2 separate regions of the Mus musculus genome follow, and region 1 is linked to region 2. A link is a loop called in an ENCODE intact Hi-C map of the cell type or tissue named here. Cell type or tissue: left cerebral cortex. All regions are shown on one strand. Links, peaks and the distances in the headings refer to the core of each region. The heading gives the core; the rest is flanking DNA.

Evidence for each region. A loop is a pair of places that touch in the nucleus more often than their neighbours do. Peaks named below come from ENCODE experiments on the same cell type or tissue, not always from the same donor. Only the 100,000 strongest peaks of a DNase experiment are listed, where the experiment ranks them.
Region 1: a loop joins it to region 2, with 2.9 times the contacts of the local background. A loop is called at or near these places in 8 of 42 quality-filtered maps.

What each region holds. Positions count from the first base shown.
Region 1 is chr2:14,065,017-14,074,550 of GRCm38, reverse strand. Stamos (signal transducing adaptor molecule (SH3 domain and ITAM motif) 1, opposite strand) reads left to right here and starts at 617. Exons shown (of 2, transcript NR_038162.1): 1 at 617-968; 2 at 3,771-4,218. It overlaps Stam (signal transducing adaptor molecule (SH3 domain and ITAM motif) 1), which reads right to left and starts at 451. Exons shown (of 14, transcript NM_011484.3): 1 at 215-451. The coding sequence starts at 254. In left cerebral cortex, for the core only: no CTCF peak of the experiment used is centred there; DNase peaks (open chromatin) are centred at 861 and 3,886; H3K4me3 peaks cover 1,118 bases; H3K27ac peaks cover 1,035 bases.
Region 2 is chr2:13,273,539-13,283,056 of GRCm38, reverse strand. It overlaps Cubn (cubilin (intrinsic factor-cobalamin receptor)), which reads left to right. Exons shown (of 67, transcript NM_001081084.2): 64 at 1-152; 65 at 2,816-2,981; 66 at 4,460-4,695; 67 at 6,222-6,719. The coding sequence ends at 6,329. The region is part of intron 1 of Gm13270 (a long non-coding RNA gene); the gene reads right to left. Among named protein-coding and RNA genes, the nearest start is that of Gm13270, 6.7 kb to the right of the region's middle. In left cerebral cortex, for the core only: CTCF peaks have their summits at 4,855 (motif pointing left) and 6,993 (motif pointing left); a DNase peak (open chromatin) is centred at 4,791.

The DNA of each region.
Region 1 (9,534 bases), core at 510-8,509, 790 kb before region 2:
TACCAAGGCCCATTAGAGAGGTTCTAAGTCCCATTTCTTCCAAAGAGGATGCGCCAAGCGCTCAACCCTCTCCCAACTCTGAACGAAGGGGCCCCGGGAGAGAAGAACGTGGGCTCGGCCTCGGGAATCCAGAATGAACGAACGCAGTGGGACGGGAGTCGGCGCGGGCTCGCAGTCTCGGGGGGCACCCACGGGGGGCGGTGAAAACACTTACCAACATCCTGGTCGAAGGGGTTGGTGGCAAAGAGAGGCATGTCCGCTGCGTGCCGAGGTGTCCCCGGGGACTGCCCCTCGACCCCGCGGCACTCTAGGGGTGACGGAGAAAGGAGGCCCCTCAGGTACAAACACAGCAAGGGCGCCTGCCTGCCAGTGCAGGGTCCCTCTCAGCCCCTCCTCTCACCCACCCCAGCAACAGAGGCGGCGGCGGCGGCAACAGCCGAGAAGCGGAACAGGCCCCCGCGCGGGGCGTGTCGGGAATGTAGGCGACTTGAGCGCTGCCTGAACACTGCCCGCTCCGGGTCTGGCCAGAGCCCGCCGCCTCCGCCGAGGCCCACGCGATGAGCCGCCGCTGTCTCTTCCTCTGCTGAGTTCCCGCGTGCCCGTGGGGTTAGCGGCTAGGTTCTCGGCTTTTCCATGTCCCCGGGCGTCTCGGGAGGACGAGGTCCTTCAGGCGCACCGAGGCCGACTAAGAGCCTCTAGAGTGAATAAGAGACTGGGAGAGGGAGAGGGTTCAGTTTGGGTCCAGCCAAACCCTTAATTTTTAACTCCTTGGGTTTATTCGATGGGTTGTTGTGATGTTGCAATCCCTCTAGAAAGTCAGGCAGTCCTTTGGGTTACCCGAGGAAAATGTTGAGCGCGCTCGTCGAGGGTTCATGGAAGTTGCTGGGATTGGAGTCATGTGAGCTGGTGGAGCTGGCCTGAATCCCTTGGAGGGAGTGTCGAGGCGCACAGCCTCTCGAGAGGCTGAGGTAACGCTGGCTCATTCCCCAGCCTGAGATCAGAGGGAGCCTTCCTGGGTGTGGGCTCCGACTGACTAAACGTGCAGTCACTGAGTCCCTGAGAAGATTAGACCTTCTCAGCCTGAGATAAGCACGCACACCCAACGGCAGAAATTGAAAAAAAAAAAAAAACACACACACACACATGAAAAATGGAGCCAGACATTGATGAGGACTCTTGGCAACTTAAAATGTTGATTTGGTGATCTAATTTGTACATATGTATGTAACGCACGCCCCCTCCCCAGCTCCCAACACACACACACACATTGTCCTCTAAATCATGTGAAATCTAAAGAATCATCTCTTGGAAATATTACGTAAAGTTAGCAAGTCGGTCTTGCACATGCACTGAGATTCGGTAAAAAGTGCCCAAATAGGGACCCTTACAAAAAGGGAAGCTTATAAACATGTCAACAAGATTTGTATAACAGTACAAACAGCTTGCTTACTAAACAGTTAAAGTCGAATTTTGGAGGAAGAGGAGCAAACTAAAGCATCGGTTAACGTTTTCAGTCATTTAAAACTAAAAGAATCCAAGGGATGGGAAACAAAGTTGCCTGATGGGGTATAAATTACAGCATTCTTAAGAGAAAGGATGGGAAGTATATAGCCAGCTTTTGGAAATGTGCCTCTGGTTCCAGTTATTCTGAATTTTAAATCTTACAGTCTTTTAAAACATGAACCAAGATATTAATGGCAGCGTTGTTTACAATATCAAAGTTTTGATGACCGCTAAACTGTCCGACATTAAAGAGATTGGACAAACTCCTCTGTCTGTTTCCTCATAAATAAGAAACGGAAATGACAAACCATTGAAGATGAAATAAATTACTAGAAGCAAATCCCCTGTAATAGTGTCTAGCATATAGTAAGCACTCAAGTGGAATCAATAGTTATAATTGTACTTATTTGGCCATTGAAAGTAAGAGCATAGATGTGTATTTACATAGACATCTGAGTGGATAAGAGTTTAAAAGGCTTTAAAGACTGACTGAGGATGAGCCTCAGTGATGGGGTACTTGTTTAGAATGTGAGAGGCTCTGGGTTCTGACCTTGGCACTGAAAAAGAAAAAAAAAAAAGCCTTCAAATATATGTGAAAAAATTCTACAATTTTAAACAACCTGAACGAAAATATTTTCTGAGTAACTTAATGAGCATAATTTTTCTTTCAAAGGGGTGGAGTTAAAATATAAAAATGTGACAAATGTCAGACATTAACGCCACCATTTTCTTAAGATTTTTGAAGTGCTTTTGTGTCATTATGAGAAGTATAAAATCTTCCCACTATTGGTATGGGAAGCAGAGCATCGTCTCTCAATAGACTTTTCTCTTGATTACTGCGCTGACAGAATTAAGTGTCAACTTATCCATTTAAAATGATGGGCCAGTGCCTTAAGTACCTTATCATAATTGCCCTGACTCAGAGCCAGATGGTTATGAAAATATATTTGGGCATGCTTCTAATCCAGTAATAAAATCAAATTGTTAGGTTGTTACCTAGCAAAACACTACTTTTCAAATTTGAATCATCAATATGTGAAAATCAGAAATAACATATATTAGTATGGATAACATTAACCATGTATTCTGACATAGAAGAATGACTTTGCTATTGGGGATCTTTATTATGTAATATGCTATGAAATAGAGGTTTTAAAAATAAGAAATGTTATATGTACAAGAAAAGGCAAATATAAAAGGTGGCATGGCTTTGTATTTTGGGGTTAACTTGCCATATTACCTAAAATACTGAAATTACTCATTTTATTTTTAATAACAGTTTCTTAAAAGACATTTTAGAGACTTGATTTCACATTAAAATGTTTCTATAATATGTTTAATAAATTCCACAGTTAATTTTGAAATGTCATATCCCTTTAATTAAATTGATTTTTAAAACTGTTCTATATTATAAACAAAGATATCTGTGTGTAAAATGGAGTAGCTTCTGGAAATTTTTCTGTTATTATAATAACCCAAACTAATTAATACACTCAACCTATCTGTTAACTACTTTATATTACATACTGATTTTTCTAACATATAAATATGATATCATTCCTTCAAAACTCTTATATGATTTCTCAATCAGCCAATGAGTCAATAAATATTTATTAACTCCTTATACCTTTGAGGTATCTATATGTTAGAAATAATATAGGATACATATCAGGAAGAGAGTCCTTAAGTTATTGTCCGATTATGGGTGTGCAGAGAGTCTCCTCCCTTCAAAGTCAATTCATTTTTTAAAATAGAGCAAATGTAGAATTCTTAAGAAAAAGTGAGAAAGAATGTTTAAGAATGGGAGGCGCTCTAAGGGAGGAATATTTAACCTTAGTACTACCATTACATCCTTAATGCATTGGACTTGCTTGCCCCTTCACTTCATATACTCTAGTTTTTTTCTGAACTATGACAGCAGTCCAGATGTCCCATGCCTCCCACATCCTTAAACAAACAACTTTTACCACTTTTCTTGTATTTAGAAATCTCTGGACCTTCTCTCAATCTCCACTTAGGAGACACTGACAAAAAGCCTTTCCAAATTCAGTACGTTATAAATAATGATACATCATAAGTTTTTGCTAATTAATTGACTGGTCACTTCTATCACAGCAGTCAGTGGGGTGATGTTTGTTCCACATATTGATTTCTACATAACACATTCTAAGTGTAGCCTTTTAGTGTAAGAACAATAATTTATTTTGCTTACGAATCAAAAGTTTTGTCAGACCTCACTATGAACAGCTTGCCTCTCCTCCTTTCAGCATCAACAGGACTACTACAGTGACTGGGATCACTACAGCTCGTTTTCAATATTTAACAAAGTTGCTCAGAGTCTGTCTGGCAATGGATGCTGGAAGTTGGCTGAGTCACTGGGGCTGTCTGCCGCACCAACTGCACAGAACATGCTATGTATCGGCTTGGCTTCTCCCAGCATACTGAATGGACATAAGTCAGAACGTTTCAAGAGACAAGAGAACGCCTCACATTCCTTAAACTGTGGACCAGGAAGTGGGGAGAGGGTCACTTCAATCATACTCTATTGCAGCCACAATGACTTTCAACAAATCGGCGTAGAGGGCATGTTTAAAAGCTACCACAATATTGGACCCAATGTTTAAGCATTTTATTTCAAATCATTTATATGCATTGGCTCTTCATAATTAGTAGCTCCACGACATTTATTAAATGGAATAAATGCAATCTGCTAGGATTAAAATGGCATATTATAATTACTGGCCATAAGGAAGTAACAAAATCTGTGCTTTATTGTAAGCAAAATAAAACTGGGGAAATTCATATGTTATGGATTAGATTGAAATGTGCCTTAAAGGCTCATGTATCCCCTCACTGGTGATGCTATTGAAGATGGTGAGATCATGAGGATGCTAACCTCATCAAGGGATACTGTTCATAGCGGAACAGGAAGTGAGGTCTGGTCAGAGGAAGTATATCTTCAAAATCCCTTCTTTATCTCTCTAGCTCTGCTTCATGGCCGAGGGGAAATGGCAGCTTTGGCTTCTGCTTCTCACAGCCCAGAAACAGCAGAGCCAACTAGCCATGGTCTGAGGCCTCTGAGGTATGAATTAAAACAAATCTTTCCTCCATTGAGGTTGCTTATGCCAGATGTTTTGTCCCAGGGATGAGAAAGTCAGACTGTAAGGTGTGGTTGATTTCCAACATGAGCCAACAGCAGTATAAAGCAAAGGCCAAGGAAGCAGGAAATGTGCATTGAGCCACATAACAGCCAAGAGCTCTGGCAGGCCCACAGCTGGATTCTGAACTGTAGCATAGAACCCAAAAATGACTCCCAAGTGTTCATAATGTACTTGTGATGGTTTGAATATCCTTGGCCGGGGGAGTGGCACTATTAGGAGGTGTGGCCTTGGAGTAAATGTGGCCTTGTTGGAGTAGGTGTGCCACTGTGGGCATGGGCTATAATACGCTTGTCCTAGCTGCCTGCAAGCCAGTCTTTTCCTAGCAGCCTTCAGATAAAGATTTAGAACTCTCAGTTCCTCCAGCATCATGCCTGCCCAGATGTTACCAAGATCCTGCTTTGGTGATAATGGACTGAACCTCTGAACCTGTAAGCCAGCCTCAGTTAAATGTTTTCATAAGAGTTGCCTTGGTCATGGTGTTTGTTCACAGAAGTAAAACCCTAAGGTAATACTGAAGAGAAAGAAAAAAATCAGAATTGGGGGAAGCTAAGAGACTAGTGCACAGTTTAGAGGTTTCTACCCACGCTCATTCATTCGTCCTTCTTGACATAACATATCTTTGTAAGAGCCAGTGGCAAAACAGAATCACACATTCAATGGTAAGATAGCAAAAGACAGGAAGTATCTGGAGTCCCACTATCTCCTCTGCAGGGCCCTAGTGACCTGAAGATCTCCTGATAGGGGTCTACTTGCTAATATTTTCACTACCTCTCAATAATGTCAAGATGAGGACCAAGCCTTTAACATATTGATACTTGGGGAAACACATGGCCCAAACTGTAGCACCCAAGGGGGGAGTGGGAGGGGAGAAGAAGAGGAGGGAGAGGGAGAAGGAGAGGGAAAGAGAGAGAAGCTTAGCATGGTGGCATGCCTTTAATTCCAGCACTGGAGAAGTAGAGGCAGGCAGGTCTGATTTCAACACCAGTGTGCTCTACAAATTGAATTCCAGGACAGCCAGAGCGGTTATACAGAATAACCCTATCTGGGAATGGGGAAGGAAGGGAATGGGGCTGGAGAGATGGCTCAGTGATTAAGAGCACTGGCTCTTTTTCCAGCAAACTGGGGCTCAAGCCCCAGAGCACAAATGATAGCTCACAGCTGTTGGTACTGTCCAGTTATAGGGTATCTGGCACCTTCATATAGACATACATACAGGCAAACACCAAGGCACATAAAGATAAATAAATTTTAAAACTATTTTAAGTAAAGCACAAAAGTGGCAGGAGATTTTGAAGTCTTGGGTAGATGGATCATAGTTATAGCATCTAACAAAGTCTAATGTCTAATCTAACAAACTAATGTCTAATCCAATCAGAAATTATGACCTACAAGGAGATCACGTTAAATATAAGAATATTCTATGAGACATGGGTTGGGGAGATGATTCGGTTGCTAAAGTGAATAATGAGAATCTGAATTCATTCCCCAAAATCTACATAGAGATCAGGCATAGCAGCTCGTGCCTGGGATCCCAGCACTGGGGAGGCAGAGACACAGGGGTCCGTGAACTTTTGTTTTGAGCGTGGTGATGTTTTCGGGCCTTGGCATGGTGATGCCGGAGTTTAATCCTAGCACTCAGCAGGCCAATCCAGATCTCTGTGAGGCTAAGGCAAGCTGAGTCTACACTGCTAAAGGCCAATCTCCAAGTATGAGAACCTGAATTTCAGTCCCCAGAATACACAGACAAATCTGATATGGAGAAACATAACAGCAGTTCAGAGAAGGCAAAGATATGCAGGTACCTGGAGATCACTGGCAAGCCAGACTAGCCAAGATACTGAGTTTCAGATTTAGTAAGAGACCCTGTATCAAAAAAGGTGGAAGACAAACAAGGAAAACAATGCACACACACACACACACACACACACACACACACACACACACACACACGCTGATGATTTTGTCTTTTACTGTCTATTGTAATGCTAAGTGCTGGACCCCAAGACCTGAAGTTTGCACATAGCCCTTGGGATCCTGGCCCCAAGGTAATTCTGATTAGTGAATAAAGATGCTGTCAGCATATAGTTGGACAGAAGAGACATAGGTGGGGTTGAAGTTTCACAGCCTCCGTGGAAGAAGAAGAATGTGCAGGAAAGGAGAAGGAGAGCCTCCATGGGCGAAGGGCCAAGAGAACGCGTGTCCCAGAGGGCTGCCCAACTGGCTTAAGAGCAGCCCTAATGGACCAAAGTAGAGTCTAGCAACATGGAAGGTAGGCAGCTGCCCAGCTATTGTGATATCAGAAGCATATTAAAATATATAAAGTCTGTGTGTGTCATCAGGGAACATAAATGGTCTAAGGTGGGGAAGAAGCTTCAGGCTGGAATTATTAATATTTTTACTACACACATAGAGAGAGAGAAAGAGAGAGATTCTAATGTATGGGCTGATATGAGCAAAGTACAATGTAATATGTATAAAGTGTCATAAACTATTCTTGTATGCCAACTACATAATTTTAAAATGAAAAGCTTAATGCCTTCAGCAATAATAACTTATCTTCACCCTCTGAGAGGCAAGCAAGGGCAACAACAATAACCGACATAGTCATGGGAGTCTTCCAGATTCTGTTGACCAACTCGAAGCATGGTTTCTCATATCTGGGACTGAGGGTTTTGTTAGATAGCCTATGGTTCTTTAAAAAGCATTATCACTTTAAAATATGTCTACATCTATATTTAATATATATGTACTATATGTTTTATACTTATATTCATATATCATATATTTATAATACATTTAAGTATATGTTCTTTTATATACAAAATATTTTAAAATATATTTACTATATATAAGACATATAGTAAATATATATACATATATTTCAAATATATATATTGGAGTTGCACTTGCCTTTAATCTCAGGACTCAGAGACAGAGGCAGAGGGCTATCTAAGTTTGAGGCCAGATGGTCTACAGAGAAAGTTCTAGGAAACTCAGGTATACACAGAGAAACCCTATCTCCAAAACCATATATATATCCCAAAAAGAAAATAAAAAGGGAAAAATATGCCAAGTCTAATTTGTGTTGCCATATACTCACTGAAGCATAGTCAAACTCCCAGTGGTCAGCCCCCTAAAGAAAACTGAGTCTAGGGGGCTGAAGAGAAGGCTCAGCAGTTAAGAGCACTGACTGCTCTTCCAGAAGACTCAGATTCAATTACCAGCACCCACATGGCAACTCACAACTGTTTGTAACTCCAGGATCCAACACCTGCACACAGGTATACATACAGAAAAACACCAATGCACAGAAAGAAAAAAAAAAGAGTCTTTCCCCCATCTCCCCACCCTCACCCAGAAACCGTCAGCTGTGAAAAGCTACACTTCAGCATCACAGTCATAAATTTTAAGGGCTCTCTTCAATGGCTTCTTATCTAGACTATTTCTTTTTATATAGGGGTCAGTGGCTGTCACAGAAGACTTCAGTCTCTCATTTTCAACTGTGAGTCTGCAGTCATTGATACCACTGCAAAGGGAGCTTCCTTGCTGGTCAGCATGGATCATAGACATCTGCCTGGTTTCTGGCAATGGTCCAGACCATGGAAATCCACTCAGTCTCTGGTGGCAGCATAGACCACAGACAACAGAGCTCCCGGTCACAGCACTACTCCCCTCTATAAAACTTTTTCCTCCACCCTGTGGTCCTTTTTGACTTTCCTTGTTTCTGCACTTACTACAGAGTATACATTCACATCTGAAGATCTGGAGCTGAGAAACCACTGATGAGCAAGAACATATGATTTTCTTCTTGGATGTGTGCTAATTAATCCAGTATATTTTCTAGTTCCATCCATTTACCTGCAAATTTCATTGTTCCATTTTAAAATGCACATTAATAATTAACAATATAATAAAACAAAACCTTATCAGAACAGTACAAAACAAACAGAAGGAAAAGAGGTCAAGCAAAGGCACAAGAAGCAGACAAAGAGACTCATTCACAAGCACAAAACTGGAAACCATACTATATACACAAAGAAGCTGAATGAAGGGAGGGAGGGAGAGAAAGAAAGAGAGGGGGAGAGAGAGAGAGAGGAGAGATGAGTATATAAATAAAATTTTAAAAAGATAAAATTAGTGGTGGTACAGAACTTGTGGTAGTGGCAAACCAATGACTGATTCAACTTGAGACCCATGCCATGAGAGGGAGCCCACTCCTAAAACTATCTGGAGGGCCAGGACCCAGAGGCTGAATAGCCCAGAGACCTAGGATAGAACCAAACACATCTGGGAGAAAAATTAATGAGATGATGCCTGATGATATTCTGCCATAGTCATATATTAGAGCCTAGCCCAACTGTCATCAGAGAGGTTTTATCCAGCAACTGATGGAAACAGAAACAGAGACCCACAGCCAAACATCTAGGTGAACCTCAGGGAATTCTGTGGAAGATGGAGGAAGGATTAAAGGAGCCAAAGGTGACAAGGACACCACAAGAAAATGGCCCACAGAATCAACTAACCAGGGCTTGCAAGGGCTCACAGAGACTGAACTCACAACCAGGGAGCCTTTATGGGTCTGATTTAAGTCTTTTGCATATATGTTATGATTGTGTAGGTATATTGTGGGACTCCTAACAGTGGGAGTTTAGGGGTGTTTCTGACACTTATGTCTGCTTTGGGGACCCCTGTCCTCTTACTGGGCTGCCATGTTCAGCCTTAATATAAGGAGAGGTGCCTAATCTTATTGAAACTTAATATGCCATGTTTGGTTGATATCCCTGGGAGGCCTGCCTTTATCTGAAGGGAACTAGAGGAATGAATCTGGTGGAGAGGGACTGGGATGAAAACAGGGATGAAAAACTGTGGT
Region 2 (9,518 bases), core at 1-8,000:
GCAATCTAAAGAGTCCTGGGTGGCCTCAGGGCTATGCCAATAACCTGGACTGCTCCATCATTCTCAGAGCCCCGCAGAACCACAGAATTTCCCTCTTTTTTTACTGGTTTCAGCTGGAAGATTCAAGACAATGCATGAATGACTTCTTGGAGGTAATACATATTTGCATATAATTTAAATGGATTACATAAGAACATGGATGGATCACTAAGAATTTTTTTCTCAAGATATTAATTCAACATCTCTATTTTATTAAGCTAGTCAGTATTCTTTCATCCTATAAATGCGTACTGAGCAGATTCCAGCTACAGCACTGGAAGCATGGTTGGGTGGCAGTGTCACCGTCTGTCATGGCACCACTCAGCAATGGGACAGAGATTTTTCAAAGGAACATGGATCTGAGTTCCAACCTGCAGGCTGAATGGAATGTCATGGGCAAGGGCCGGTTACCTGCAAAGGTGTTTACACACTGTTCCCCGGGCAGTGAGCAAGCACAGCATCTTGGCTCTGCTAACTGAGTCGACAGATTCCCCGAGGCTCTCTCCATTGGCCTTATGGCTCTACAGGAAAGACTCTGGAAGATGTCCACAGCTTCCACTCCTGACTCAGAGTTTCCTTTCTTCTCAAACTGCCTCTTTGATCACATCCTTAAATGCTTAATCACTATTTTAACTGAGCATACGTTGGGGTGCAGTATGATATTCCAAACACATATATAATATGTATTAATCAGTTCAGAGTAGTTAATATTTCCATATTTAGTTAGCTTTATTATATTTATTCCAAATATGTTCTCCAGAAATTTTGTGGGATAAATAACTTCCGGATTCACGCTACCCCTTTCCTGGTAACCTTTCTTTTCTGTCAGCCTTTTTTCCTGCTACTTTGTAATGCTAACAGATTTCCTGTCTTTCTGGTCACCAGCTCATCTCCAGTGGCCTTGTTTCTGGCCCGCTGTCCCCTGTGTAGAGGACTACCTGGAGGAGAATGGAGTTCCAGTAGATGGTCTCTGCCCATGTGTTCAGCTTCCACAGGCTTCCTCTTACCTTACTATGTAGGAAAGCTCCCATCTCAGATTGAACTGAATCTGCTGTCAAATGGAATCCTTATCGAGTTGTGAATTCCCGGGGAAAGCTCGTGATTCCTCTTGGGGTACTTTCCATGGCAGGAGATGAGAAAAGGGAAGAAATGAAGACACAGAAGCTGTGCTGTTTGTGCTCGTCAGGGAGTTAAGCTCGGATTTACACGCTTACACATCCACAAAACCAGATGTTTGTATAAAACAGATGTGTGCACAAACAAAAAGAGAGGGATGTAGAAAAGGGCTAGAGTCCCTTGCTAACCCCGAGTCATAGTCTTAATCCATCCCTAACTCAAGGTACTAGTTACTGGCCCCACTTAATCTTGGCCGTTTGTCATCTGGATGCTGGAAAGTGAAGACTTACTTTTTAACATTGGATGGTGACAGCCACACCAGCCAGACATCCTCCCTCTTTCCACAGAATGATGGGAAGTTCTGTTACATTAGCAGAGAGAGGAAGCTACTACACAGGCCTCAGAAACACATCTGCCTCTGGAGCTCCAGGAGAGACTCTGAAGGGAGCCCTGGTGTTCTATTACTTTAGCTATGGTGGGAATAGAAGTCTTCCATGAGGATTCTAGTGCATTTCTAGCAGGGAGGGCATGGCTAGGCCCTACCTGTGAATATGCCTCCAACTCCCCTCTCCAATGTACATGCTTCTGCATAATTCATGAGCTATGCCTCATCCTTCTCAGAAAAGTGAATGTGGTAAGCTCTAAGCAGTGGATCTCTCCTCCCCCGATCTCGCAGAAGTGATTTAAGAGAGGATCCCCAAGGAAAGAAACTCAATGTTGAGAGTATGGGGGGCGGGAGCGGGTCAAGCCTTGTAGCGTTCTTAAATGTGTCAGCTATCCCACGTACTGGGAGGGAACTGACCAGTCTGTCCTAGCCAGAGATGTTTTGTTTAAACATTTAAGAGAAGAACCAAGAGTGCATCACTTGCCATTGCCTAGGTATAGAAAGAGCCTCGCCAGCTCAGATGCCCAAGTAAATGTGCACTTCTGCAGACTGCAGTGACTCTAAAGGCTAGCCAGATTCTGGACTATGGAACGATGAAGGGAAGTGGGGTAGCTTCTCACATTGAACATGTACACGCTAACAGCAGCTCTTCATGCAGGTCTACAGGGTGAGGAATATTATAGGCACATGGAGCCATTTACTTTTCCCACAAGGAAAAGATTTGTTTTTGATCTTCGGTGTTCTTTGTTCATTGTGGCCACTTTAAGCTTTCCAGTGGGAAGCATCCTTCCCCCGGCCCCCACTGTGATCCCAGGAATAAAGTACAACTGGAAACAGGCCAAACAGTGGTGCCCCTTCCCCCTTGAAAGTCCACTGTGCATTCCTCAAAATGTGTGCACACATAACACTCTGTAGGATCATGGCACCGGCTAGTATATCACAAGAATGTCAGTATTTCTGAGGCTATACTTTATCAGATATTTCTAAATCCCAATGCAAATGGCGAGTGCTGTAAATTCTTATATGTCTTCATCTACAAATACTTGAATATGTAAAGCCCCATTTCCTATTCTGGAGTCTGAGTGGCCTGACAAGAATAATGGGAGTCTCAGGCTAGCTTGGGCTAGCCCAAGCTAGCCCAAGCTAGCCCGAGCTAAGAAGGTGATACTGTCTCAGAAAACAAAACCAAAACAAACCTACTGGATTTACCTCACGTGTTAGTGATGAGCTGAAACAGAGGTGATCGGATGGGTAACCAATGGTGGGTTTTCACAGGTAAGAAATGGCAGCAGCAGCAGTTCACCACTGCTTGGCAAGTACTGCAGCAACCTGCTGCCCAACCCCATCTTCTCTCAGAGCAATGAACTGTATCTGCACTTCCACAGCGATGACTCAGACACCCACCATGGATATGAAATTATCTGGGCCTCCTCTCCTACTGGTAAGATGCTCACTCTGAGGGAAGCTCCTGTGGGCTGATGGGGTGTCCACCACAGGAAATAACATTACAGGAAATAGGAATGCGGCCTTCAGCACATTAGGTCTGCGCCTGATGATTTTCTGTTAAAGACGCAGATTTCTTAACAATGAGAGTACTGAATTTTCAAAATCCTACAATTATTTATCATTTCTTTGATGTAAAAGACTGAAATTTTCATATAAAAGGTCTGACAATGTAAACATTCCATGTAAACATTATTTTTGTTCTTCGGATGGAATACCCAGGAGTTCTCTTTGAGAATTCAGGAAATGAAATCACAGGACAAGTCAGGGCCAAATCTGTGTGTGTGCAGGCAGCTGGCTCTATCCACAATGAGCAGCGGGCTGCACATGTGACCGTGTGTATGCACGTCTCATGGTATGTGTCTATGAGAAGCTCAATCCTTCATGGTTCCTATCATTTGGTGGCAGTCCTGTGTCGTAATTGCTACTTCAGGGTGATAAATGTCTTCTTGAATTTTTGGTCCACTGTTCATTAAATAGCAGGGAATTTAAGTCACATGAACACATTTAGATCGAGAAAAGAGGGATACCTCCAATACTTCAATTTTATAATATCTGGGAACCTACAAAATAAAAATCATGAAAGGAATCTTTTAAGTATATTAAGGGATAAGAGAGGGTCCCATTCAATAATCACAGAAAACAAAATCTACACACGGAAGGAAGCCCAGTCATTAACTTCCCTGATTGGTGAAAAGGAGGAACCGATGAATGCATTGGCCATGGCCGCAGGCCTGCACATGAGGGAGTGAAGCCGTAAGCCACTCTGACCTACATAGTAAGAACTGATCTTGAAGAGAGAGGGAGAGAGAGAGAGGGAGAGAGAAGGAGAGAAAACTCCATGCTCCAGGAAACATGGCTAACTCTATCTTTACACGGGAAGTTGGTTACTTGAGGAGAGACTTTGATCTTGGGACCCATAGGCACCCTGTTGCTATTACACACCAGAGCCCCCACAGAAAGGTGACCCTGCTCAAGGCATTGTACCAGATTTAGAAGTTGAGAAGGTCTTAGAACTGCTAGAGTGGGCCTGATGAGTTTTGTTGTAGCATCTAAGCTGTGACGTCAGACGTCAGTCGTCAGTCTGGGTGTGCCACAGAATGTGAGTTGATTTTCGCAGTCATTAATATTTTCTATGCTCAGGGAGTCTGCTGTACCCTCAAAGCATGCAGATGGAGACTTTTCTCTTGGGGTAACTATTGTATTGTTTTCCAGTTTGTTCCTAGCTTGAGGTTAGCAAAGAATAGTCCCGGGGGAATTACCTTGGGTCACAGCCACTGGGAAAGGACTATCCAGTGGGGATGGGCCCGGAGGGGCTCTCAACCAAGAGGAGGGTTTCCATGTTGGGCGCTTTCTACCTGTGTGGGAAAGCAAGCTGGATGCTAAATGGAACCTTTGTCCATTCTTTCTTTGCAGGCTGTGGAGGGACTCTTTTGGGCAACGAAGGTATATTAGCCAACCCTGGCTTTCCTGACAGCTACCCAAACAACACTCATTGTGAATGGACCATCGTTGCTCCTTCTGGAAGGCCTCTCTCTGTTGGGTTTCCCTTTCTCAGTATCGACTCTCCAGGTGGCTGTGACCAGAACTACCTCATACTCTTCAATGGTCCAGATGCCAACTCACCACCCTTTGGACCGTTCTGTGGCATCGTGAGTAAACAAACAAGCTATTTTACATTTCCACATGTAAAATTTCACATGTGATTTTTTAAACAGTGACGGTAACGGTAACTACAGGCACATGCAAACCAAAAAAAGAAAAAAAAAAGTTGTAATTCAGTGGCTTTCTATTTTGGGAGTATGAGCACCATCTAGTGGCAGATATGTCATATTACAGTTACCACTAAAAGCTACAGAATCAAACCTTACCAGGGAGTTAGGGCACTGTTTTTAATTTTTCTCCTCTTTATTCGCACGGCCCTTTGAACCAAACAAGGCAAGAATTATATCACTGGATGTCTAGAGAATTAAAAAAATATAAAACTTATTTTAAAGCTTGTAAGATTTTATTTTTAGAAACATTAGAAAGTACATCGTAAGTTTAAAAGTTTGAGAATTCTATGTATTCACCACTTACCTTTCTTTGAATACATATACACATTTGCATATTTGAGCACACGTATTTTCATATCTGAATGCATACACATATCTGCATCTTTTAAACTGTTTATAACTTACCGATCCTCCACTAACACCTTCCCACATTAATGAAGAAACTTTTTTGATGTATTATTTCCCATGTACCTGAGTGCAGCCTGGATTACTAAACAAAGCCTCTGGGTTTCGAAAGTAACTTCTCCCCAACTATATCCACCATTACAGCTCTGGGGAACATATCTTAATATGGGAAAATCAGTTACATGGGGAAAGAATTTGATCTTGGGACCAGTAGGCACCCTGTTTGCTATTATATGCAGGATAAAATGAGAGATAACTTTGTTATCTTTGTATGGCTCCTGTGTGTAGATTTGAGTACCTTCCAAGCAGTCAGATCTATTTGAAGCCACAGTTGGCAGCCTGTGCTGCAGGAAGAGTTCACTCTGGACTTTGTAGATGAAGGACAGAGGCGCTGGAAGGTGGATGACTCCCTCTTGTAGCTCAGTGTCATCTCAAATCCAAGGAGATAATGGATACGCTGTATCCATTATCAAAGTATACTCCTTTCCATATGTAATGAGTTTTCCATTTATTTTATTAACATTTCACAATGTTAACCTATCATATAAAGCATAAGAATAAAAGAAATAAGAACTAAACGCTAAGGTAAAGCGCCAGCAGCCTGGCGGTTGTGTGTGGGTCTGCATGTGCTAACACCAGCAGCCTGGCTGGGGTGGTGTGCATGCGCTGACACCAGCAGCCTGGCTGGGGTGGTGTGCTTTATGGCACAGCACTGATGCGTGCCATTGTTCACATTAGTTCAGATACACAGAAGATAAAAGACCAGTGAGGCCCACCATTACCTCCCCAACCATCGCCTTGCAGCCTTCTGTCTCTGGAGGCATTCTGTTGTATTAATTAATGCACTAATTATTGGTGTGTCACAGTTAGAAATATATGTTGCTTCACTCTTAGAACTTCTATAGAGTTTCTATAGGTAACACTTTAAGTATGCTGATATTTCTAGAAATATGTTTGATTTAAAAAATAACCTTTCTTCCCCTCCTCCTCAATTGCAGGACACTGTGGTAGCACCCTTTCATGCTTCATCAAATCGGGTCTTCATAAGATTCCATGCGGAGTATGCAACCGTTTCTTCAGGATTTGAAATAATGTGGAGTAGCTGAATCGGGAGAGCTGTGTGTAACCCCTCTGGCTCTGCCCCGCGCCGTCAGACGCAACCCGCAACCCTGCCCAGAACTCTGTGGTTCTCATCCCCATCTCTGCCCACGCCATCAAACACGGACTGAGCTTCTATGGCCTTTACAAGAGAAAGTGTATGACCAATTTTTTTACATTTGGTGTTCTGAAGGCAGAGCCTGGTGGTGTTCCACTCAGGTGTACATGCCATCCTTACTGGATGCACCATTTAGTGGAGACCTTTTAAAACGTTCTTTAAAGGGTAGAAATTATCCTGGCACACTGATGTACATTTCTAAAAGTTGGTGATACAAATAGCTGTATGGTTTCCACTATACAAAAGTCAAAGTACGGGTAATAAACATTTCTTAAAACCATACAGTTCCATTGTCTCCATTTTTAACCCATTGCGATCAGGTTTTCACTGTGACGTGCGCTCGAAGATTTATTGTGGCCTCTGAAACTGCTTCCCAACACGAACTCCGACTTCTCCTCCTTGGATTTGTTTCCATCACACTGAAAAGGGCATGGTGGGCCATGCAGTAGGAGCATGTGCAGTACCACTCACTTGGCAGAAAACCAGGAAGTGAAGCACTTTAGCGCCCCAGTTCCTCCTGCCCAGGCTTTTATGGCCTCCCCAAACAGCGCCACCAGCTGGAGAACAAAGGTTCTGCAGCCCCCCAAACGGCTACACCAGCTGGCACCCAACTAACTGTTACAATCCAATAGCCATGAGGGGGCGGGGCATGTCAGATTCAAACCACAGCACACTAAATTTTCAGAAAAAAATCAGCCTTACTCTCCATTGCACAGCGACTGTTCCTCTCTTTAGCTTTGCACACACCTTTCTCACACAACTCAAGCCCTGGTATTCTGCATAGCATACTGCCCACATCATACAGAAATGCATCATACTTCCAGCCTGGTAGTTACAACTCACACAGGCCATCAGTTCTTATTCTATGTGTACTTTATTTAACAACTTCATGTTACCTTTCAGGCCTTATTTCAAGCTACTGCCGTAACAGACAAGAAACCCATGAATATTTGGTTGTAAAAGCTGGCTGTCTCTGTTTAAAAGGTGTTAGTAAAAGCAAATTCTCAAAGAAATAATGTTCCAAGAAGGATCATGCTCTAGTCCTGAAGCATATTTTGTGTATTTCTATTCAAGTTAAGCCAAGAACACAGAGCATTTTTGTAGACAGTTATATTATTAACAAGCATAAAAAATGCACAGACCCTTGCATATGCCAGCTCGTCCCTGAGCGGTGGGGATCACAGTGTGGTGCAGTTGTGTATCAGAGTGTGTCACCTCAGGTGCCCTAGCTCTGCAGCTTTGTCAGGACTGAGAGCATCCTACAGCATGTTGTTGCCTCCAGGTGGGTAACTAAGAGTGGTACCCACTACTTCACTTCCAGGAGGAAACCAAGTGCTTTCAGAGATTGCCACCGTCTCCAGCAGATCAGACAACTTCACAGAAAGAAACTTAGTACAGGTTAATCACGCTAAGCAAAGTCTTAGAGACTTGCGCTGAATGAGAGTGTTGCTTCAGCTGACTTCAACACTCAAATACTGAAGAAATTGTTTCTGTAGGGAACAGAGCGGCACCAATGAAGTATCATCGTAAACAGCTCTGCTTCCCATTAGCTATGCATATATCTAAAGTGTGTGGATAATGCTGTATTGGAAATGTGGTAAAGCAATGGGTAACATCATTAAATCCAAAAGACCCCGACAAGCTGAACAAGGGACCAATTGCAAGAAGACCATGGTGTCATCCATGCATGAGGCCATATTGATCTGGCTTCTGGGAACTTCTCATGTCTTAAGACAGAGCAAGATCACTCATTCACCCCCACAAAGAGAGCAAGCACAACCAGGGTTTTCTTCCTGGTGAGGAGTCCTTTGAAAACTCAGAGTCCATTCCCCCTTTGCTGTGCATACAGAGCTTATGTTTTTGGGGTGGCTACTGTCTGACCACCTAAGTATGTCCCCTCAGGCCTAGACGTCTACCTTTGAAATATTGTAGAGCTTTGCCTCTTTTTTAAAAAAATAAGTTTTCAACTTTAGAATTACATGATAATATTGAGTAAGCGTTCTTCAATTCTATAGTCACACTTCCTGGACATAGTAGTGTGCATCTTGGAAAAGCATGGATCCTTCTCATAGATACTTCGTTCTGTGGAAACCAACTGAGATAAAGCTCTCTCTCTCCAGGGAGGCCCTATCTCCTATTCGCTAGGACAGGAGCCTGTGAGCGATTATTCAGATTCAAATAACAAGGGCTATAAACCCCGAGTACAGTCCGAGAATGAACTTAGCTAGAGGAAATGGATTTGACAATTTTATTTATAGCCAGCCCTCAGAAGATCTGATGATAACCCATTTACAACTTGAGATTTGTGAACACCTGGAATGCAGGAGTCTTGGGCATGCGCTGAGGTCCCCTACTTGTGGGAGCTGATGTTAACTGCATCTGTACAGTGTCGGAATTGAGATAAACTGTAGGACGCAGCTGGTACCTGCTGGAGAATGGTTTGGGATGTGGAAATGGCCTCCTCCAGCAAGTTTTGGCAGTATAATGTGTTGAATGTTATAAGAGTAGCAAAACACAGTTTATTTTTTCCTTCTCTCCAACAAGGGTAAAACTAATTTCTAGAAAATTCAGAGAGTGGATGGAAATGTGTTGATAAAGGTGTTAGCATTCTATCTAAACTCCACCCCACATTTACCTGGTAACAGCCAAGTATGCTCCTCCCCACAGTTACCTGGTAACATCCAGGTAGGCTTGACCCACTATAAAAGGGGCTGCTTGTCCCCTCCTCCTTCTCTTGTTCTCTTATCTCTTGCTTCTCTCTTGCTCTTCCGTTCCCCATTCCCTTCCATTACCCATCTCTCTGAGTGCTCATGGCCATGGGCCAGCCTCTACTTCTCTTCTCTTTCTCTTCCTCTCTCTCTCTTTCTCTCTCTCTCTCTCTATCTCTCTGCTACTCTCTTAACTCTCCTCCCCATACCTTGAATAAACTCTATTCTATACTATACCCTCGTGTAGCTGGTCCCTTAGGGGAAAAGGATGCCTCTGCATGGGGCCACTGAGACACCCCCTGCCCCCCATGCCTCACCACACCCCCATAGAATATACCCCCTTTTTCTTTATCTTTTTATAAACACATCAA